Linked DNA regions of Homo sapiens: region 2 is linked to region 1. A link is a contact called in ENCODE Hi-C or POLR2A ChIA-PET data. All regions are on one chromosome and are shown on one strand. Each heading gives the region's core, a stretch centred on a gene start or an enhancer-like site at or near the end of the contact. The rest is flanking DNA. Distances are from core to core; before and after follow the strand shown. Region 1 overlaps ARID5B (AT-rich interaction domain 5B). Region 2 has its middle 35 kb from the start of CABCOCO1.

Evidence for each region. A loop is a pair of places that touch in the nucleus more often than their neighbours do. ChIA-PET counts read pairs that join two places held with the same protein, here RNA polymerase II (POLR2A). Pooled maps may share reads with other maps.
Region 2: a loop to region 1 is called in a pooled map, with 2.1 times the contacts of the local background. The contact joins two enhancer-like sites. A Hi-C loop is called at or near these places in 3 of 50 pooled maps. POLR2A ChIA-PET finds 5 or more read pairs at or near these places in 2 of 52 experiments (MCF 10A and PC-3).

The regions. Positions count from the first base shown.
Region 1 is chr10:62,036,551-62,042,964 of GRCh38, forward strand. All of the region lies in intron 4 of ARID5B (AT-rich interaction domain 5B), which reads left to right. Among named protein-coding and RNA genes, the nearest start is that of ARID5B, 140 kb to the left of the region's middle. RefSeq lists an enhancer at 4,629-4,688. Within about 2 kb of position 2,246, at least 25 of the 41 ENCODE cell types and tissues checked have a DNase peak (open chromatin) inside an H3K27ac peak, as active enhancers do.
Region 2 is chr10:61,624,945-61,631,358 of GRCh38, forward strand. No RefSeq gene overlaps it. Among named protein-coding and RNA genes, the nearest start is that of CABCOCO1, 35 kb to the right of the region's middle. Within about 2 kb of position 4,032, at least 6 of the 41 ENCODE cell types and tissues checked have a DNase peak (open chromatin) inside an H3K27ac peak, as active enhancers do.

The sequences.
Region 1 (6,414 bases), core at 996-3,495:
CACTCCAAGTGAGCTTTCTTGCTTGTATGTTTTGGCATATGAACACAGTGGGAATGTCCTTGTCAGCTCCCATTTGACTTTATTAATTACAGTTCCTTGGAAAGTGTGTTTCAGTAACATGGTCTTGGGATGACAGGGCTCACCCTGCAGAGACCCAAATGGAGGTATTCAGGGCCCATTGAAAAACCATCTGCTGCCAAGGCTCTGCTGCTGATCTCATGCAACAGAAACCAGAGTCTGTCGCAGCTCTGCTACTCACTGGGTGACTCTGGGCGAGTGGCAGGCTCTCTGGTCCTGTCTTTTCTGATGTGGAGAATGACTAGCTGGTGCCCGAGGTTTTCCTAAAGCTATGGAATTCCATCATTTTATAAATGACTCCAATGACGAATCCTACTGGCATAACATCTATGGTTTCACCAACTCTTAGCAGTGATCTTTGGTTCCAGATTCATGTGAAAAGCCAAGAACCGCTTTCCACAATTTGTCTTGTCATGACTCTCCGGCTCCATATTTTAAGAAGCAGTCTACACTAGCCCTTGAATCTAGACTCTAATTTTTTAAGATACAAAGGAAATCATTAAGCCCCAGAATATTAGTAGAATATACGGCAATATGGATCAAGTAATCCAAAGTATTAGCAATGTTGCAAGAGGCTGTCACCTAGCAGCTCTGTATTATGTTTCCAGGCCCTCCCCCACTCATTTCCCTGAGCCCCGAGGCTGTGGTTAATAACGTCAAAAGAATGTTTTAAAATTGCCCTTCTGTTGATTCCAGAGAGTTAGGGCCCTCACATGGTTAGAGTCCTGGGCTAAGAGTCAAATTCTAAATTTAATTCCAGCCTCTATGAACATCTTAGTCCCATATTTCCTCACCATTTAGAGATGTTTCAGTTTTCCCATCTGCGAAATCGGCATAAGATGCCTTGCTCCACAGAAATACTTGTCAACAGCTTTGCCGTACACAAAGATTGGCATTGTATTGGGGCAAAATATCATTTTTCATTCCATAATAGGAATTAAACAAAAGCCCTTTGAGAACGCACCTTGTGTAAACGCCCTGTGCTTAAAAGCCTGTGAATTTCAGAGGTCAGCAAAAACCGCCCCCCTTCTTTATTATTTTTCTTAAAGCTAAACAAGGGTAACTAGGGAATTCATTTTGGAATATAAAGACATGAAAGAAAGGGTATTTCAGCTTGCACAATAGTACAAAGAAGAACAAGAGTTGTCATGTTTTGCTAAAGAACTCCCAGCTGTTTAATTTTATAGTAAAATTACTTTAAGAACTTTGCTAATTCAAAGACAAAATCAAACAACTGTTGTTGCAAAACTGAACTTCCACATTTGAGTGGAAAAGCCAATTTGAGATTAATCTGCCCCTAAAATCATATTATAAAAATACAGAGCATTTCTGTAATGCTGGTTGGAGGAGTGGCTTTTATCTGAAGAGAAGACACATAAAAGAGAAAAATGGTACATTTACTGGTAGTAAGATTTAAAAAAGTAGTTTATGTTCTCATGTACTTTGCCCTGACTTCTCCCCCAGCTTTCTCTTAAGCTCTTCAGTCTGTTTTAATACCAGGTTTGTTTGCTTTCTGGGGATGGGCCTGTTAGGCAGGAAATTGTTGAAAGGCATACAGCAGAAATTTTAAATGGTGTTTTTAAAAGATAAATACCCAATTGGGTAACTGACTATTAAATTTGGAGTTCAGAATTTTTTAAAATTTTATTTTTAGACAATATAGAAAGATAAATTCTGTACCTATACTTGGTTCTATAAGTCCCACATGTTGCCTATTGTCAGAAACAAACTGTTCCTTATTTAAAAAAAAAAAAAGAAAAGAAAAAAAGCCAGTTTTTCTTCCATATTAGGGAATTATTCAGACTTCTTTCCTTGGTTCCTATAATTCCAAACCAGTTGGAACATCAGTCTATTTTTGGTTTAAAGGAGCTTTTAAAATGTGAGCATGATTTTTTTAAGTTTCTAAATCTCATAAAAATCAATTTGCCACATATATAGCAGCTATGGTTGTAAATATAGTGAAGTCATTGTATTGCAGAAAGACAAAGTTCTAATTTCCATATTACAAACCCCACCTACCCCACCTTGTCCAATCTCCACATAAGAGGGCTGAAAATGTAAATTCTAAAACATATAAAACAACATAAGGTTGTCATTTGTGGCTGTTTCTATCCAAGATGAATGTTGTCACCTGTATTGGAGTAAACTCTTTTGTTAGTTTCTGCGGGTTTTTTTGGTCGTCCCACCGCATCCCATCGACTCACCACGAGAGGGCAATGGAGCGTTTGCTTTCAGCTAACAAAGCTAGAAATGGTTTTAATATCAGCTAAGTGTTTGAACTTGTTAAGGATTTATTTCTCCACCTTCCGATTGCCATACATGCAGCCTCCGAGTTTCCACTAACAGCGAATAATGATCCAAATAAAGTTATTCTGAGGGAAAATATAGACAGACTGGTGCAGACAAGAGCTTTTGCCCAAATAAGGATCCCTTTTGTGCAGACCCCATGTGTTAGATAACCATCAACTGACAGTTGCTCATGAGTTAATAATGTTGGATGCTGAAATATGCATACCATGTGCTATAAAAGAGTTTGGAGGACAAAGACAAATACTTCTATAGTTAGATATCAGAAACATACCAGAGGTGTGCAGATTGCTTCGTGGTACATAGGTTGAAACCGCCCAATCATTTCATCAAAATTAGTACAATATAAGTATGATACAGTAGAATGTATGATATTGATTGCATGTTTCATTGATGTTGCAGAAATTTTGGTCTAAGCCTTTCTGCATGTTACTGCCTTAAATGCTACAGCAACTACTGCCTTCTAAGAAAAGAAAATATTTCCTAAGCTTCTTTCTATAGCCACCATTGTTGCTCTTTTATTTTTACCATAGGAACCCATTTTACCATGTGTGTGCAGCCTTTTGATTGGCATGTAGTGTTTGGAGGGCTGTTAATGTCTAGTTAGGTTTCTGTGTTGCTGCTGCCACAGGAATCAAAAAGTGAGGAGGTGGAGGGAATCAGCTTTGATTTTGGCTACTATAACAAGTTGTTTGGGAGGATGGGACACAGGGCAAACTGAGCACCGGGCAGCCGCCTTCTCAGTGATGCCTGATGGTTTTTTGGTGCTAAGAATGATTGCGGAAAGAATGTTTCTCCTCCCTGCCCCCAGAGTTCAAACCTTTTTGTTCTGTTCAACTTTTCTGGGCTTATTGGAATGCCAGTCTTCAATGAATAATCTCATATTTTGTCATAAATGGGACCTGAAGCAGGTTGGCAAAGCCAATGAGGCTATGCCCCTGCATTTAGGCCTGACTGTAACTGACCTCTCTATTTATTCTCAGATGAAATGTCCAAAAAGTCAGACCATTAACTTACTCAATAGTTGGAGATTAAGAAGTGTCTACTTCCAAGCAACTAAAATCACTCCAGCTCCATTTTCTCCTATTCAGTTTGTACTGGATGATGAAAATGGCTTACATTATACCCGACCCATATTGACAGCAGGAGAGAACAAGTCATGAAATAAATAATTAGCTAGTTCCTTCCCCTCTCTCTCTCCATTCTCACTCTCTCTCTCTTTCTGTCTCTTCTCCAGTCTGTTGTCAAAGCTTAACATTTACTTTGACATCTTAGTTAAGAAAGTTAATGAAATAACATCTTCATCAGGGCCATTTAGTAGCCTTGAGTCAATGATTACCAGATTTGAATTTTACAGAAGGGAGACCTCAGCTTAAGAAAAATTTTTAGATACTATTATAACATTATATATATATATATGTGTGTAATGTGTATATATAACTATATATAACGTTTTTACATGACTACCCTCCATAACAGTGAATAAAATCTTAAATGTATTGAAACATTGAATCGTGACTTTTGCTGATTATTCTAGCTTCAGATGTTAATCTTGTTCTGTCTGCTCCTTAACACATATTTCCAAGAACATATCTATAATCATAACATTGAATTATTGACTAAACCAGCATCGCCCAAGAGAAAGATAATGTGAGCCACATGTAATTTAAAATATTCTAGTAACCACATTTTAAAAGGTAAAAAGAAACATGTGGAGTTAATTTTAATAATATATTTTATTTAACCCAGTATATTCAAAATATTATCATTTCAATATGCAATCAATATAAAATGTTATTAATGAGATATTTTACTTTTATTTTGTATTAAGTCTTGGAGATCCAGTGTGTATTTTACACTGCGGCACATCTCAATTTGGACTTGACATATAGTATTTCAGATACTCAAGGGACACGTGGCTAGCGGTGACTGTATCAGACACAGCAATTCTAAATAGTCATAGAAATGTTTTATCTTACAGTGAAAAATGTAAAGAAGCTGTAACCTCTTCTGGGTTCATTGTTAGCTTTACATTAGGGTTTCTGATGGTATCTGTGTGCTGTTTCTCTATAGTGTAACAAACCCTCCCTCCAATTGAGTGATCACTCTAGCTTGCCCCACGGCTTATAATCTGCCCTTAGTTAACATGTCACCAGGTATTATCAACCTTGTTGCTGCCTCTCCACGCCCACTCCAGGCCCCAAAGCTCTTCTCATTCTGTACCCTCACCCCACCCTGCTCCAAGACACACGCTCTTCTATACAATCTGTGAGTTTGCATGAGGTTCTTGGTACCACAGAAGAGTTTTTAAAGTCATTTTCCAGTATCTTGGCTCCGGTACCTGCACAAACAAATGAAGCTCAGAGACCACTGAGGTACTTAGTTGGGGATGGTGCTGGTGCCCTCATAGGGAGGAAGGGTGAGAGGGATTTGCCTGAACAAAGAAAAATGTCTCCGAATCTCAGACAACCAAAAATAGTCATCTTTTTACTTTTAAGTAAAAGACTATCCTACTATTCACATTATTCTTTCTGAAAGGTATAAAAGCACAAAGTGAGTGAAAAGCCCCCTTTCTGTACAAATTCCTTTTTGGATCTTTTTAAAAGAATTGGGAGCCTATCACTTGATAACTGTTTCTTATGTGTATGTCTTTTAAATATTAAAATGTATCCCATGACATACTCATCCAAGTATGTCATAAGTTAAATATCTCCATGTTAATCCACATACACACCAAAACAAAAACAAAAACAATCCATCTCTTTTACTTATTTCCAAGTGGGGAATGTTTTCTGTAGAGAGGTAGCAAATCAGTTATCCTCAATGATGAAATGGAATATCTCATTTCCAAACCTGGAGAAATGGCTGAACAAGAATGTCCTGTTTATAAATGAGTTTAAAAACTGTTCTGATATTTACTGCTCTTACAAGGCTATTCAGTACAAAAATGTTGCTTTCACTTCTGTGCTGTCATGTTCAATAGTAACACCAAAGAACATATCAATCATAGACTAGAACGAGCAGATTTATTGATTGTAACAAAAAGAAAAAAGAGAGAGACAAAAAATTAACTCTCTTTGTTTAAGAGGTTCTATCTGTACAACCTTCAGAAATTGTGGAAATCAAAATGTCCTTAAAACACATTTCCAGAGCAGATCCTTAAACAGCCTTAAGAAAAAAAGACAATTATCTTGTTAATATTATATTTGTATTATATAGAACCATACCAAGAAAGACTAAATCTGTATTTATAGAAGAGTTTTCAAAAAATGAAAACAGGAGCTATTTCAAAGTCATAAGAAAAAAACACATAGTATAGCATTGAAACAACATGCTTATTCTCATTGTAATAGCTTCTGTGCATGATCTCCATTGAGAGAGGAGCCTGGGGCCTGGAAATGGCTCGTGGACACCTGGCATCTGGAGAGATGAATAGGAGAAAGGAGTTGCCAGGTAAATGTGAAAGTGGGAGTTTGAGCCTTGATGGCATTTTGAGAGTCCACTTTTGGTTTTACTGAATTTGTGACTTGACAGGACCTTGCAGCTAGCTGGTGGGTGGCATGGGCTGAGAAAACAGACCCTTTGCGTGCAGTATCAGCTCCTAGATAGCACCACCGCCACACCCTTAGGTGTGAGCTAAGTCCTAAGATGTCCGCTCTGCCCTGATGTCTCTTTATAGAATATGTGGAATTCTGGCTGTGCGTCGTGGCTCACGCCTGTGGTCCCAGCACTTTGGGAGGACGAGGCGGTTGGATCACGAGGTCAGGAGATCGAAACCATCCTGGCTAACACGGTGAAACCCCGTCTCTACTAAAAATACAAAAAAAAAATTAGCTGGGCTTGGTGGCGGGCGCCTGTAGTCCCAGCTACTCGGGAGGCCGAGGCAGGAGGATGGTGTGAACCTGGGAGGTGGAGCATGCAGTGAGCCAAGATCGCGTCACTGCATTCCAACCTGGGTGAAAGAGCGAGAGTCTGTCCCAAAAAAAAAAAAAAAAAAAGAATATATGGAATTCCAAGACAAAGGATTCT
Region 2 (6,414 bases), core at 2,782-5,281, 410 kb before region 1:
AATCTGTGAGGAAGAAAGTAAAGGTGTGAGGGAAAGCTGTACTCATCAACTACTGTGATGTTGTCTTGGAACCTGTCCACCAAAGTGCTACAATTAAGCTTCAACCACAGATCTCTAAGCTAGGACAGGAAACTAGAGGAATCTCCTAGACATTTGCCCACTTGTCACTCCAGAGATACTGGGGATGACTGGTAGAATTCTCATTGCTTTAGAAACATACAGCAATAATGAGAGAACCACAGTTGGGCAAAATCTTAGCTCCATAAAGATTATGCAGAGTTGTAGAAAAGTACAAGTGAAGTGAGCAAGGGGTAACTTCAAAACCCCTACTGGTAAGAAATTCTAGGCTCTACCTTCCAATGTCACTCTTGAAAGCAGAACTCTGGAGCCTCGATAACACACTGCACATACACACACACTCACACTTACACATGCACACTCACATACAATCACAATTGCCCTTCTGATTTCAGAAATGGTTCCAGCACAGCCATTTGGTTTACAAATAGGGAGCTTAAAATCTAAAGCTAAGGGTTTGACCCCAAAATAATACTTAGCACACACACACTTTATATCAGTAGTTAGCCCAGAAACACTTTATGATATAATGCCTAATAGCTCACTAAATGGCTTTTCAGTAAAAATTATTAAAATATGATCAGTGAATGTCAAGCCAGTAAATAGCAACAATATTACACCTAGTTGTTCAAGCCAAAAAAAAAAATTCCTTATCCTTTGCCACATCAAAACTGTTGGCATTCTTATTTTCTCTACTTCAAAATAGATTCCAAATCTGGCCACCTCTCACTGTCTCTATTCCTACTACCCTAGGCCTTGCAGCATTATTTCTTTCCTTGTCTCCCGGCTTCTACTCTCACACTTTTAGAATCCATACCTTATGCAGCAGCCAAAGAAATTTGTTTAAATGTAAATCAGATCACATCCTTCCCATTAAGGTTAATAATTCTTATAGGTCATTTAACACACTTATGTCTTAGATTCACTACTTCCCATCAGATCTCCATCATCCCCCCATTGCGTAGATGAGCTGAGTTGTCCTGCTGCTGTGTTTTCCAAACTCACTTCTTATTCCTCTTACTTCTGGAGCCTGGTTCCTTGAACAGAGCCTGGCTCCTAGCTTGGGTCCTTTCCACATTCTGTTCCCTCTGCCTGGAACACTAGCCTGATTTCCCTGTGGTTGTCTCCTTGATACTATCTGGGTCTCATTGGAAAAGACACTTCCTCACAAGGACCACTCAGAGAAATGGTCACCATCCTCAGGCATTATTGCATCCCCGCTTGCCTGGCTTCACAGCCCTCACTGCTGTTTGATGGTATCTCGGTCATTTCTTTGTCTCCCTGCTGCTTACTGTCTGCCTCCCCCAGTCTAGAATATAAGCCCAGTGAGGGCAGGAATTTTGTCTTATTTACTGCTGAGAATAGTGTCTGAAGCATATTTTTGCTGAATAAGCATGTGTTGAGTGCCTGCTATGGACAAATATGAGGGTAAGCTCTCTAGATGGATTACCTTATTGAATACTTCCCCCAATTTTTGAGGTGGGTAAAGTCAGTATCCCTGTGTACACAGAGGGAATATGAAACAGAACAGTTAAGTCACTTGCCTGATCAGATGGCAATTGAATGATAATGTCTGTAATTTATAAACCAAGTCTATTGAGGTATAATTTATTGACAGTAAGATGTTCCCATTGTAAGTGTGAAGACAAACAGGTTTTGACAAATCTATGCACCTGTGTAAACACAATTAAAATATAGACTATTTTCATCAACCCAGAGGGTTCCCTTCTTCCGTTTCCAAAGTTGCCTCCCACCAACCCTGGTCTCTGGCAATAAATGATCTGCTTTCTGTCATTATAGATTTAATACAGTATGTACTTCCTTGTGACATCTGTAGTTAAACTCTTATTAGAAACAATACTTGGCTACTTTGTCCCGAAAGTCATTTCTAAAGTTGCCATTGTCTTTGATGCAGGAACAGGTGACATTCAGAAGTTTAGATCAAAATTCTATATATTCCAAAATTTTTATAATAAAGGCTAATTATGCCAACGTGTATATAAATTAATAAAAATAGGCCAAGTGCAGTGGCTCACGCCTGTAATCCCTGCACTTTGGGAGGCCAAGGTGGACGGATCACCTGAAGTTGGGAGTTCAAGACCAGCCTGACCAACATGGAGAAACCCCATCTCTACTAAAAATACAAAATTAGCCAGGTGTGGTGGTGCATGCCTATAGTCCCAGCTATTCAGGAGGCTGAGGCAGGAGAATTGCTTGAACCCGGGAGGCAGAGGTTGCAGTGAGCCAAGATCGCACCATTGCACTCCAGCCTGGGCAACAAGAGCGAAACTCCGTCTCAAAAAACAAAAATTAATAAAAATATACCAGCCATAACTTATTTAAGTTGAAAAACACTCAAAAATGAAACAAACTAGATTCAAATTCTGGTTTTGCCTCTTACTAGGTTTTGTGGCTTTGGACTAGTTTTTCACATACCAAGCCTGTTTTCTCATCTGCATGAAAAATAGAGGTTATTATAAACACGTGGCAGAGATGGTAAAAGGTTATGAGAGATCATGTAATTAACATAAAGCGCAAGTGTCTACACATAACAGGCCATTGATAGCCATAGTGCACTATTCTTTCTATTCCAGAAGCTGGACCATACTGCCTTAAATTATTTTCAAAGTATCACAATTGCCTATGGAGACTCAGGCATCTCTGTAAAGTAGATTAAGTAATTATCCCTCAGATTGTTCAGATGGAGAAGCCAAAGCAAAGAACAGTCAAAGCAACTTCCACAGGCTGCAAACAGAGTTGTTGGCAGAGTAAGGTCAAGAACTCAAGATTTTTCTAAAGAATCTCAAAGTAATTCATGTACTTTATTCATTGCCACTATAGTCCTGCTAAGCTGGTAGGAGGAAACTGCTGTCACTGCATTTGGTAAATGGTGAATCTAAGACATATGAATGCTAAATGACCTATAAGAATTATTAATGTTAAACAATGACAGAGCAAGGACTAAAACCTTAGCCTATGGATCTGCCATTTTCTTAACACTGAACTTCCCTATCCCACAAACTTTTAAACTGGAGCTCTACAAAAATGAATTACTGATCAGCACACTCAGAAAAAAAAAATGAAGAGAACAGAGAGACAGAAGGGAAATGGAAAGAACTCTTAGGAAATTTGACGGAATAAAGATAAACACTGAAAATGGTAGAAGTTGTGAATATGGCCCATATGTTCTTCTGGAGCCTGAAATTACCAAGACAAATAGGTGGGAATATATGACTGCTAGACAGACAATGTACCAGAGATATCCATCTAGGGATATAGTAATCAAAGTGTTATCAAGAAACGTGTCTTCAGGATCATGGAGAATATGCTATTCTGATGATGACTCAGAAATTTCAAAATTCTTGGTTTGTGCCTGCATAAAATGAGTTATTGGCTTGAAACAGAACAGAGAAGACAGACTTGCAATGCAGAAAATATTTTACTCCTTTTTAACTAGCTCTTTGCAAAAGAATGTTATGATAGTTGGTGAAGAAGCACTTTCTAAAATAAGAATATCTGTTTTGGGCACAGAACAATTCTTAATATTTCCATGTTTTAAAAGCAGTAGTTTTCCAGCACTGTTTAAAAATTAATAACTATGATGTTCCAGAATTCTTGTGCCTCCTTTCTGAAGACAGACTGGGGAGGAGGCTTTTGCCGATATTAAGTCATGAGCTATATAAGGCATACCTCTTGAATACTTGCTGGCACTGACTTAATTCTACTGTCTACATGATAACCTACATTTTTTTCCCCTTTAAGATACAGCAGAGTGAAGGCAATACCTTTATCTTTTTGATGGAGATAGAGAATTTCATTTTCTAGAGAGATACTTTCTGAGAATTTCTAAGGACACTTAATTCCCAGGAGGGCTTAATGAACACCACAGGTCAAGGACAATTTAAATATGTCAAGCACAATTTAAGAACAGTCCTGCCTAGAGGCAGAATGACACATCTTAGTGGGAGGTGTTTGAATTATGCTGGAATTCAGAACATGCGATGACGCACTATAGTATTTACTTCAGTTCTTTCCTACCCCTGACTCTTAAGTAATCAAAAGAGAAAAACAACATTTCACGTTTCTTCATGCTTGGGCTGTGTGGGCTGTGTGGGCTGTGTGGGCTCTGTGTGTGTGTGTGTGTGTGTGTGTGTGTGTGTATTGGAGAGAGAATGTCTTCCCTCCTTATGGAAGTAGCATGACACTCTTAGAGTTTGAGCTTCAGAGTTCAACTTTCACAATTGGTCTAAGACAGAAAAGATAACTGGAAAAAGATAGATACTTAGCAAAACTGAAAAATCAGCAAAAAGAATCAACAATGTCTTTTTATGGGACCACAGGTACCCTTCTTCCCCAGTGTGTGACTTTGTGAAATCTCTTATATATGCTCTGTTTTCCCCAACCTAACGACCACACTCCACCACTTCACCCACATTAAATGGCACCCCATCCAAAAACCATAAACTTGAACTTTCCTGAGCTCTTGTTAAAGGATTGAACTAGGCCCTTTCCCCTTCAAGGCACAATGGCATGTGATTGCAAATGTATCCAATTTGGCTTGCATAGCATCTTGTCAGATCCGATTCAGTGCCACTCATTAAAAACAAAGAGTGCTCACCTCTAATCTGAATTTTGTACTTTTTGAGAAGAACTGGAAGATCTGAAGATACTGGGCTCACCATCCTGAAAGGCAACAGCCTCCAAGAGAGGAGTCTCTCCTGCCCCTTTAGACAGGTCATGCGCATTGCTGTTTACCAACTTCCCAGAGGGCTCCCTCTATGTTTGTTACTGTTGACTGCAGGGAGGGGTGCGTGGTTAGGGACTTTCAGTCAATGCCAGCATGTGGCCCATGAGAACAGAGAGGGTGGCCCCCCTTTAGAAGCACAGAGGGGAGCGGGGTGCAGTAATGTGCACATGTAGCTCTAGTCACTTGCTGGGAGGGAGACTGAGGCCGGAGGATCATTTGAACACAGGAGTTCAAGGCCAGTCGGACAACATAGTGAGACCCAGTCTTTAAAAAAAGTTATATATAAAAATAAAGAAAAAAAAGGTTATACAGAAGCACAGAGAGGAGTCGAGAGGCCTGGTGAAGTTGCCTCTCATGCTGCAAGGTGTGTCACTGCTGGCTGTACACCTATAGGCACAACTAAGTGTCCACAGATTGGGGGAGTTCTTTTTTTGTTTGTTTTGTTGTTTTATCATAGAGAAAAAACTAAACTCAAATAACCAAAGAAATCCAAGACCAAAACTGCCCATATCCCCATCATCTAAACAAAGCAGTGCTGGTTTTTGTGTTGTTGTTGTTTTTTTTTTTTTTTTGAGAAGGAGTTTCACTCTTGTCACCCAGGCTGGAGTGCAATAGCACAAATGCAACCTCCACCTCCCAGATTCAAGCAATTCTCCTGCCTCAGCCTCCTGAGTAGCTGGGATTACAAGTGTGCGCCACCACACCTGGCTAATTTTTGTATTTTTAGTAGAGATGGGGGTTTCACCACGCTGGTCAGGCTGGTCTCGAACCCCTGACCTCAGGTGATCCACCCACATCAGCCTTCCAAAGTGCTGGGATTATAGGTGTGAGCTACTGCACCCAGCCCAGTGCTCTCTTTTAACCACGTTACCTTGAAACCATGTTCATAGGAACATTCAAAGATGACCTATTTGTGGCAATGTCGGAGGCCTGACTGTGATATATTGCATATGTTCCGTTTACATCACACTAGGAACCTATCATTTTCCACAGCTTTTTTATCCTTTTCTCCCCAAAGTACCTAAGGTAACCCCACAAACATGACAGCATCTATGCATCTATAAATGTAGATATAGGAGCATTTTGTTAGGAGAAAATGGGGTCCTGCTATATATATATATATATATATATATACTTCTCTGCAGCATGCTTTTCTCATGTAACAATACAACATAGATAAGAGGAAGTTTATGTCACTGAAAAACCCTTTGACAAAGTTTTACAGAGAGTCCCAGGAAGCCTTTTACCTCTTCATAGATGTTCTGTTAAGACCTCTTTGTCTGCTCCTAACTGATGAGCAGGTCCCCCTGAGGTGAGCAGACACACAGGAGTTAGACTCACCCCAGGCATGGCTCACTGGGAAAGCCATGTTATTAAAAGCCATGTTATTAAAAGTCAGATCGACCTAAGTTTGAATCCTTCCTCTGCCACTTACTGGCTCTGTCACCCTTGGGTGCAGTATTGTTTCAGACAGTAAGCTAGCTTGGAGCACCTCACCAAGGTGCAGCAGCTGAAGAGCTACTCAAACCTGATGCAGGCCCATACTCAATTAACTTACCCAGGACTTAGCCATAAGAAAAACTCAGAAC